Linked DNA regions of Mus musculus: region 1 is linked to region 2. Evidence: chromatin contacts called from ENCODE Hi-C or POLR2A ChIA-PET data. All regions are on one chromosome and are shown on one strand. Each heading gives the region's core, a stretch centred on a gene start or an enhancer-like site at or near the end of the contact. The rest is flanking DNA. Distances are from core to core; before and after follow the strand shown. Region 1 holds the start of Reps1 (RalBP1 associated Eps domain containing protein). Region 2 holds the start of Heca (hdc homolog, cell cycle regulator).

Region 1 (4,444 bases), core at 1,631-4,130, 110 kb before region 2:
CAAAACCTTCCCAAGCTTCTCCACTGCTGCCTACTGAATGTATGAAGTCTCCTGCCCCCAGTCTTTAGTAATAGGGCCTCTTCCTAACTGTTTCATTAGCTCCAAACATATTTTAGCTTAGGTAAAATCTTACTATCTACTAGTCCTTGAAAAGGCTCGGATGACTTTGGTCATATTTTTCCTCGGCCTGGAAGCAGATCTCCCCTCCCCATCTCAACGCAGAAGTCCATCTGAACTGTGTCTTTATCTCCTTTGTGCTTGTGAACACAACGTGCCTCTCCCAGGTCCACTTTTCTTTACACCTGAATGGTCCTGTAATTTACAAAGCCCTCAGAGCACCTTGTGCTTCTGTTGAACCTCCAACATCTAGCTCAACAAAGAGAACAAAACTGGGATATGTTTGAATTACCCCCAATGCTTCTCCCTGAGAGCCATGGAATGCTGTTTTCAGAAAATCTCAAACTCTCATAAGAGAAACTAAATCCACATTCCCCTTCAGTCTCACATTTCTATGTCTTAGGCCAAATTTTAAGTAAGCTGCCTTCAAGACTCCAGATTGCTATTCAGTACAGGTTGGCTATTCTTTATCAGCAATGCTTGAAACTGAAGGTTTGTGTACACACAATGAGATATCTTGGGGGTAGGATCCAAGTTTGAAGAGATCTCTTTACATCTCATATGCACAGTAGTCCCACAGTTTGAGAGTCAATTTAAAAGAATGATAATTCTGAACAAGAAAGTTTCATAATATGGAATTTTCCACTTGTGATATTTTGGCCCTCAAAGTTTTCAGGTTAGGAGTACTGCAGATATCCTGGTCAGGGATCGTCAACCTGATCATGTTACTGTGGAAGTCTTGCTTCAGGGATCCTACAATTTCCAACGTGTAATTGAATCCCAAATATTTAAACGACTTAAGCTACCTATGTACAAAGATAATAGAAATTTATTTTCAAATGCCAATACAATTGAGTAAAATATGAAAATAAGTTGGATTCAATTGAACATATCTCAGCTGGAGGTTAATGGACACTAATTTCTATGCCCTAAACATGTAAACACCCTAAAAAAGTCTTGTGTACCATTAGAATGACAAAGTCATTTCCAGTTAACTCTGAACCCCAAAGACATGAGCTAAAATAGAATATGGGGGGCTTCTTGTCCAGAACCTGTAAGTTTTGTACCAAATCCATTAGACACTAGCCCCATATCATTTAACCCATCAGCAAACTATGGGATGTTTTGTGTGAACCCAAGCTAAACCTGGTTTCCTCATCGTAAGAGGGCCATAAAAACAAAAACAGTGAATCCACACAGAATCTGAATTGTTGGGAAAGCCTAAAATTGTCACTATGTTGTCCTCTTCAGCAGCACAGATCTGAGACTTTCTTATCCTTCCCTGGTACCTAAAACACTCACCTTTCCCCACCACACCCCAGGGTTAAGAAAAAATGACAAAATGAAACAAAAGCAAAGTGAGAAAGAATTCACTCCCTAAACCACAGTAGGCACTCGGGTATTGTCTATATTCGAGGTGTGTGTAGAAATTTTTATATCACAAGGGTTTCTGTTAGAAGAAAACTGACTTTCACTCTAAGATGGGCCTCAGAGAACTGGAGGCTGAGGAGGCAGAGTGATGAGATTTCTAAAAGCCTGGAGACTCCTGGCCCAGCCCACACCCACGTCCCAGCACCTGAGCAGTTGAGGGGGCAACAGGACCCTGAGTTCAGGGCTAGTCTGGGATATAAAGCAATAAGCTGTCTCAAAACAAAGTAAAATCAAACCTCTGGCCCAATATTCTGCTTCCACTGCATTATATCCACTTCCATCTCCATGTGTTTGGAGATTTGGATAACTGGCTTGGGATCAATATGAGGATGAAAACTTAAGACGGTTCCTTCCTCCCATACAGTTTAAACAGGCTCTTACTATAGCAGCTATGAATCATTAAGCAGTAGCATTAATGCTCATCACAAATATTAGCACTTCTAAAACAGGCGACAAAGAAGGTTTACCCTTGCTGCTACAGAGTTACGAGTGGCAGAGTTACAGACTGAGGAGACTATCCGCTGTCTGATTCCAGCTGTTCAATAAATCCCAAACCAAACCCACAAGCTCCACTGACTATTCCCGGGAAGGGCACTAGAAGATACTGTCCACCGGCCACCCATTCTACGACCAAGTTCTTTTCACATCTATCTACATGCCAAGTATCAGCCAGAAGTTCAAATTTCTTAGTCTCCCCTAAGAACACAGCTTCCTTAAATTTAAAACAAAACAAAACAACCCCCCCCCTAAAAAAAAAACCCAAACCACCTGCTTCTTGGATACCTTAAGCGTAACAAATCTCACTTCATCGAGTCTGCTCGGCTCGCTCAAAAATCCATATGGCATTTTGCCTGCCTATAGTCGTAACTTTCCTATTGTGCGGGAGTCGAAGAGCTATGTGACTATAGTAGGCATATCCAGCAGACGCTAGGATGCACACACAACCCGAGAGACCCGGGACCTTGCTCTTCCAGTGCACAGGCTGCCGGAGGGATGCAGGCTCCGCAGACCCCCGCCCCCACCCGGACGGCGAGCCCTCCCCCTCCAGGGGTCCCCGCGCACCCCGCTCCCGCACCTGCGGCCTCTGCCCGTCCCCGGGGGAGCCCACTCCCGCTGCCGCTGCCCGGGGCCCGCGCGGCCGGGGACGCGGCGGTACCTGGAGGACCACGTCGTTGGGCAGCTGCGCGGCCCGGAACAGCTCGAGCACTCGCCCGTTGACCACCACCTTCTTGGTGCTCTCGATGTCGCAGTAGGAGAAGAGATCCGAGTAGTATTTCTGCTCGGCGTCGCTCAGCGTCAAGCCTTCCATCTTCGCCTCGGCCCGGCGGCCGCCCCGCCCCGCATGCACCACCCGGGCGCCGGCCCCGCGACCCGGGGCGGCCGGCGGGGTACTGCGCACGGCACGGCCTCCCCGCGGGGCCGCGAGCTCGTGTGGCCCGGGGCAGCCGGCGGCGGTGGCGCGCGGCTGTGCGCGGCCGCAAGCTCGGCGTGGGGAAAAGGAGGCGGCGGCTCCGGGCTCGGCCGCGTCCCTCGGGCTTCCCGCCTCGGCTTCCCCTTCCGCCCACGCGCCCCCCTCCGAGAAGTTGTGGGGCTTCCGAAGTCTAAAGTTTCGGGGGCTCGGGGCTGCGCGTGGCCGCCGCTCCGCCTCCCTCGGCCGCCATTGACTGCGCCCCGGCCCGGCACTGACAGCGGCGGCCGCGCTCCAGACCCGGATGTGAGGCCGGGAGGAGAGAGCGCGAGAGGGAGAGGGAGAGGGAGAGAGAGAGAGAGAAACACCCACCGGGCTGGCTCGGCCGCTCCCGGGAGAGCGGGCCGCAGCGCCCCCTGCTGGCCGGAGCCCCGCGGCACGGCGGGGCGCGGCGAGTGGCCCTGGGCGCCCTCCGCGAGGACCCCAGGCTGGGGGCACTTGGGGACCGACCGGCGTCCCAGCGACGCGGAGGGTTCAGGTCGCACTGCGGGCTGGGGTGCGGCAGCTTCTGGCGTGCAGCATTTCCTAACGGTTTGCACTTAACGAGGATAAGTGCATCGCTTTGCGCCGTCCACTGAAGCAGGGAAGCTTGCTCAGGTGTGGACGCTTAAACCAAGGCTGAACTCGATCTGGTCCCAAGCCGGGTCTTCTGTAAAACCAAGTTTGAAAAAATAGAAATAAAGAAAAAAAAAGTCACCTTTTTTTTTTTTTTTTTTCACCGAGAACCAAATACTGTCGGTTTATGCCATCCACTCGGGAAACCTGTGTAGGCCTTCAGCCAACTCCAGGCCCTCTTGTTGCTCACCATCCCTTCCTTCCTCTGGGGGGTGGGGGGGGGGGAGTCTTAATCTGCATCTGTCTCTGGAGTTCATAGACCCTTAACGAGCCTTTAATCTTTTAAAAGTATTTCTTTCCTGAAACTCTATGAAGTCAGGCTGGACTTGAACTCTTGATCCCCTGCCTTTTCTTTCCTAGTGAAGGGATACCATCACCAGTCAGCCCGCGACCTTGTCAGCATTAAATATGAAGTATTTCAGAAACGGGAGCCAAGGAAGATTACACAGAGGGCTTTTCAAGTTTGGTTTTTATTCTCTGTTACATAGAGCCCATTAAGGGGACATCATTATAAGAATGAGCAGACATAGAGGGCTGGGGATATAGCTCATTTGTTAGAGCACTGTGTGCACAACGCCCTGGGTTCTATTCCCAGCACTGCATAGATCAAGTGTGGTGGTGCTTACCTGTAATCCCAGCCATTTGGGAGGTAGAGGACAGGAGGATCAGAAGTTCAAGGTCATGTTCAGCCTCACAGAACACAGAAGGCCAACCTAGACCCTATCTCAAACAGCCCAGAAAACAGAAAGAAGAACTCTGGCACCAAATGCCTCCTTTGGAGGCTAAATCTAAATGAACGTCTGTGAAGCTCTT
Region 2 (4,652 bases), core at 1,457-3,956:
CAAAAAAAATTCTCAATTTTCTTGTAATTCATCACCACCAATTTAAAAAACAAAACCAAGTCTAGAGGTAATGTAAAAATATATTTTGAACTCTTCTCACTACCTCTCATGAGATGTAACAGTAATGAAGTTAATGAAATTTAAGTGCCATATTTACCTGGTATCTCCATCCACTGTCCTGCTGATGCCTCCATTAATGTCATAAGTTCTTTCAGTTTTCAGACCATCTTGACTGTACTCCTTAATTCCCCAATTTTAAGTGGCCACTGACTCTTCCTGCATCTACCTCCAATTCACCTGTCTTCATTTATTCATTTTTCTTGTAATGGACTTAATGTCCTACCATGTACAATACACTGTGTGTATGATAAGACAGACACAATACTGCCATCACAGCAAGCTCCAAACAAGAGACAAGTGAGTGAATAACTTCATCCTAAGTGTGTAATGTAAGCCTTTTTGGTGAAAAGGTATGAGGGTCCATGGAGGCAAGCCTAACTTTGGGTTACCAGAGAAGACTTGGTAAGTTATTAATGGCTTAGTGGAGATATTAAGGTTCAGAAGAAATACAGGCAGAAGAATCCTTTAGGTATATTTCACACATTTGAAAAATTTGTACTAAACATGATAGTGGAGAAGGCTTTATATTAGACTGCAGAGTTAGAAACACAACCTGCCCTGTTCTACTGATACAGGGTGTGTGTATGTGCGCACAATGTGTGAATATAAGACATAAACACATCATAAGCACAAAATAGCTATTCTCTAGCTGGGGAGATACTTAAATTGGTAAAGTGCTCTTTGTACCAACTTAAGAACTTTATGTGACCCATGTAAAAACTGTGCACAGACACACATATCTATAGTCCCAGAGCTGGGAGGCAGAGAAAAGTGGATCCCTGGAACTCACCAGCTGGTCATCTAATATGTCCGTGAGCTCCAGGTCCATAAGAGACCCTGCCTCCAAAAAATAAGGTGGAGAGGAATAAAGGAAGACACCTGATACTAATCTCCAGCACACACATCTCTCTTCCACCTCTCCCTCCTTCCTTCCCTATCTATCTTAGCTATCATTTGGGCCTTCTAAAGAATTACTTTCCTTTAACATATAGTGTACTGCGTCCAACTAGCAATTGCTCTCAAGAATACAGTGTTGCTCCAGGCTCTGCCCATCAGAATCCTGGCTAGGAAGTCATGTGGATGGCTCTTCTCTGAGCAATTCCTTGGCCATCTTTCTAGACCCTTCAACCTAGCCACAGTGCCTTGCCTCAACAGTCCAGTCGATTAAAGATCACGCCATAGGAAGAAGACACTGTAAACGAGTTCAGTGTTTTTCTGTAGTCATGGATCAAGAATGTCATTTATACATTCACCAAGATCAGTTCAGTTGTTTCTTACGGCACCCAAGATAAAAATATGGCTGTTTCATGCGAGGGAACAGAGGAAAATTATTTAAGCATATACATTGCCAACGTAATCAGAGGTAGACAGGAGAAATAAACTGTGATACTCGGGACAGCTCTTCTGGTAAGGTATGGGATCATTCTGAAGAAATGAGCTGAGATCAGAAGGGTGGAAAGGAGCGGGTCTTTGAAAGGGGCAGAAGAGAGTGCAGAAAAGGAGATTACATCAAACTCTTCCCAGGAACCCTGTGCTCTCATCTCTTTTTCTTTCTTTCCGTTTTTCTTCTTTAATAATAGATTTTTAATACACTATATTCTGCTCTTCTTTCCCCTTCTCCAGCTCTGCCAAGATCCTCTCCACCTCCCTTCCCAGCCGAATCCACAGCTTTCCTGCCTCTTCTTAGAAAACAAATATGCATCTAAATAATAATAAAATAGATAAGATGAAAACAAACACACAATATAGGACAAAACAAACAAATGAAAAAGCATGAGAAAGTCATATAGATGTATTCGTTCAGTGAGGAATTCCACAAAAAACAGAAAACTGGAAGCCATATGTCTATACAAAAGACCTAAAAAGATTACACATATATATATATATATCCCTGACAAAACATTCTGAGACAAAGAACCTCTTAAGATTCAACTGAGTCTCTTTTGTGTTGGCCATCTACTGCTGAGCATGGCTGTGCCCTCACTTCTTCACCTCTGATGTCCTCCTCACAACCCGGCCGTTCTCTCCAGACAACTCAGTCTTCTTTGTGCAGCCTGGCTCCTCCTGGCTGGCTCTGCTTCTGACAGAACCGACAGAACCCTTGGGTCTCTGGTTGGTAGGTCTGGGCTAAATAAGCTTTCCACCACGAGACTGAAGAATTCCCATACAGGAGCTCAACTGCACTCTCCAGAAACTCCTATCTTACCATTGTTGAGCCGCAGAGCCATTGAGCGAATTATTAATCCGAAACCCTTTGTTTTGCTCTCCTGTTCTAGTCACCTGTTTGTTTTTCCAGACCACGTTGTCAGGTTTAGCTCCAGTAAGGTCAGAAGGCCAGTTAACAACTTCACGAACACTGCCTGGCTCCCAGTCGTGGCTGTCAGCACACGCGGGAAGCCCGCCAGCCTCCCTCTCCCAAGAAGGCGCCTGGATGACGTCACCCAGAGCCGAGGGCTGAGCGCCGAGCGTGACGTCACGGGGGCGGAGCGAGTTGCCGTGAGGTCACTGGGTGGGCGGGGCCGGGCTCAAGCCCCAGTGTCGTCACGGGCGGGGGCGGGCCTGGAGCGTGTCAGCGCAGCCGAATCAAAACAAGCCCGAGACCCGCCTTTTCCCTCGGGCTCCTCCGCGTCTCGCTCTGCTCGGGGGCCCGTTGCGCCCGCGCGGCTGCGAGCCTCGGGTGGCCGCGCGTGGCCGCGCCGGCTTCTGCCGCGGAGGGCGCGGCGGCCGGAATGTCGCGGCGAGGGCCGCGCGGCGGGGCGGGCGCCTGAGGAAGAGCGGCCGGCCCGCGCTCTCCGTGGCCGCCCCGGTGCGGCGGGGGAGCCGCCTTCGTGGGCGCCGGGGACCGGGACACCCGCGAGCGGGCCGGGGAGATGCCCAACCCCAAGAACAGCAAAGGCGGCCGCAAAAACAAGCGCGCCAACAGCAGCGGGGACGAGCAGGAAAATGGAGCCGGGGCCTTGGCGGCGGCGGGTGCGACAGGCGCGGCGGCCGGAGGGGCCCTGGCGGCGGCGGCGGCGGGCTGCGGGGCGGCGTCGCCCGGCGCGGTGGGCACCGGCGGCGCGGCGGGCCCGGGAGGTGCGGGCACGGGCGCCGCCAACGCCACCGTCGCTGCGGGGGCTGCAGCCGCGGGAGACGCTAAGAATGGTAAGACGACAGCGGCGGGGCGAGCGCCAACTTCCTCACCGACGGGCGGGCGGGCGCGGTGGCGGGGCCCTGGGTGGCGCGGGCGGCGCGTGGACAATGCGAGTCAGGAAGTGCTCGCCCCGCCCCACCGCCCCGCGCTGCCTTTCCTTTCGTGGTCCCCACGCGGAGCGGCGTGGACCGGGGCTGCGGGCCCCGCGGCGGCGCTCCGGTTGGTGCCTGCTCCCCGTGGTGCCCGCGCGGGCTGAGTCTGAAATGTCCCGGGTTGGTGGGAGCGAGGCAGCGGGCAAGCAGGAAAAGGAGCCCAAGTTAGAATGATCCGATTGGAAACTTCCCTGCTCACCGCGACCCACCCACCCACCATTGCCCCCAAAGAAGAAAAGCTGCAATTCCCAGCAGATGTAGGCCTGTTGCCTGATTGCCACAGGTGGAGAGAGAGAGAGAGAGAGAGAGAGAGAGAGAGAGAGAGAGAGAGAGAGAGAGAGAGAGAGAGAGTGTGTGTGTGTGTGTGTGTGTGTGTGTGTGTGTGTGTGTGTGGTGTTCATTTAATTCTCTTGTCTTGCTCGAGGAAGGAAGAGAATCTGAACTTGACTTCCGTTCCCAACCTGAAGTGTTTGGGTGTCTTTTTCTTTTTTTTCTCTCTCTTTCTTTCTCTCTTTTCTTCCTTTTCTTCCTTTCCTTCTTTTCTCTTTCTTTCTTTCTTTCTTTCTTTCTTTCTTTCTTTCTTTCTTTCTTTCTTTCTTTCTTTCTTTCTTTTCCTGTCCCTTGTATAATTGTTTCACATTTGTTTTTCTGAAGAAGCCCTGATAATTTCATGAGCGCTTGAATGATCCTTTAGAAGGGAGGAATGCAGGTAATAGCTAAGGTGTGACAGGATTTTCCCTTCTTACCACAGGATGCCTGACATTTATTTGGGCAGCTTTTAAACTTTTTTCTTCTCAGGTAGTTTTTCAGGGGAAAAAAATGTACATTTTAATGTAAGTAGATGAGAATCGTTAGAATCGTTATATTTGCTTCTTAACAGTTTTCAAAGCCATCCTCTATGTAGATGGTCTCCCATAAAAAGGGCTACAGTACTTACAAGAATGCCACAGTGATTCCCATAGGAGATAGACTACAGGCTGTTGGAAAGGGCCCCCCCCTGGCTGAGCCCCTGCAGTTTTGAAATAGGAAGATTTGTTTATTAGGAGGAGCAAACTTACACGTTTGTGAGTGTTTGATAGTGTACTATCAAAACTTGGCTAGCCTATTTGGCTAGCCTGTGCCGGCTCTTGCTTTCTTATCTCTAACCGTCCTTTTGATATTGATGTGACAGAGAAGATGATACTTAGACTGCATAATACCAGCTCTTCCTCAGCCATTTAGAGCTTTGATATCTGGAGAAAGGCCAG

Evidence for each region. Hi-C counts contacts between places; a loop is a spot of excess contacts on that map. ChIA-PET counts read pairs that join two places held with the same protein, here RNA polymerase II (POLR2A).
Region 1: a map of left cerebral cortex shows a loop between it and region 2 (2.1-fold over the local background). The contact joins the promoter of Reps1 here to the promoter of Heca in region 2. A Hi-C loop is called at or near these places in 1 of 37 maps with a recorded cell type or tissue (left cerebral cortex). POLR2A ChIA-PET finds 5 or more read pairs at or near these places in 1 of 5 experiments (embryonic stem cell).

The regions. Positions count from the first base shown.
Region 1 is chr10:18,054,376-18,058,819 of GRCm38, reverse strand. It overlaps Reps1 (RalBP1 associated Eps domain containing protein), which reads right to left and starts at 2,880. Exons shown (of 20, transcript NM_009048.2): 1 at 2,705-2,880. The coding sequence starts at 2,857.
Region 2 is chr10:17,946,121-17,950,772 of GRCm38, reverse strand. Heca (hdc homolog, cell cycle regulator) reads left to right here and starts at 2,706. Exons shown (of 4, transcript NM_001033432.3): 1 at 2,706-3,264. The coding sequence starts at 2,991.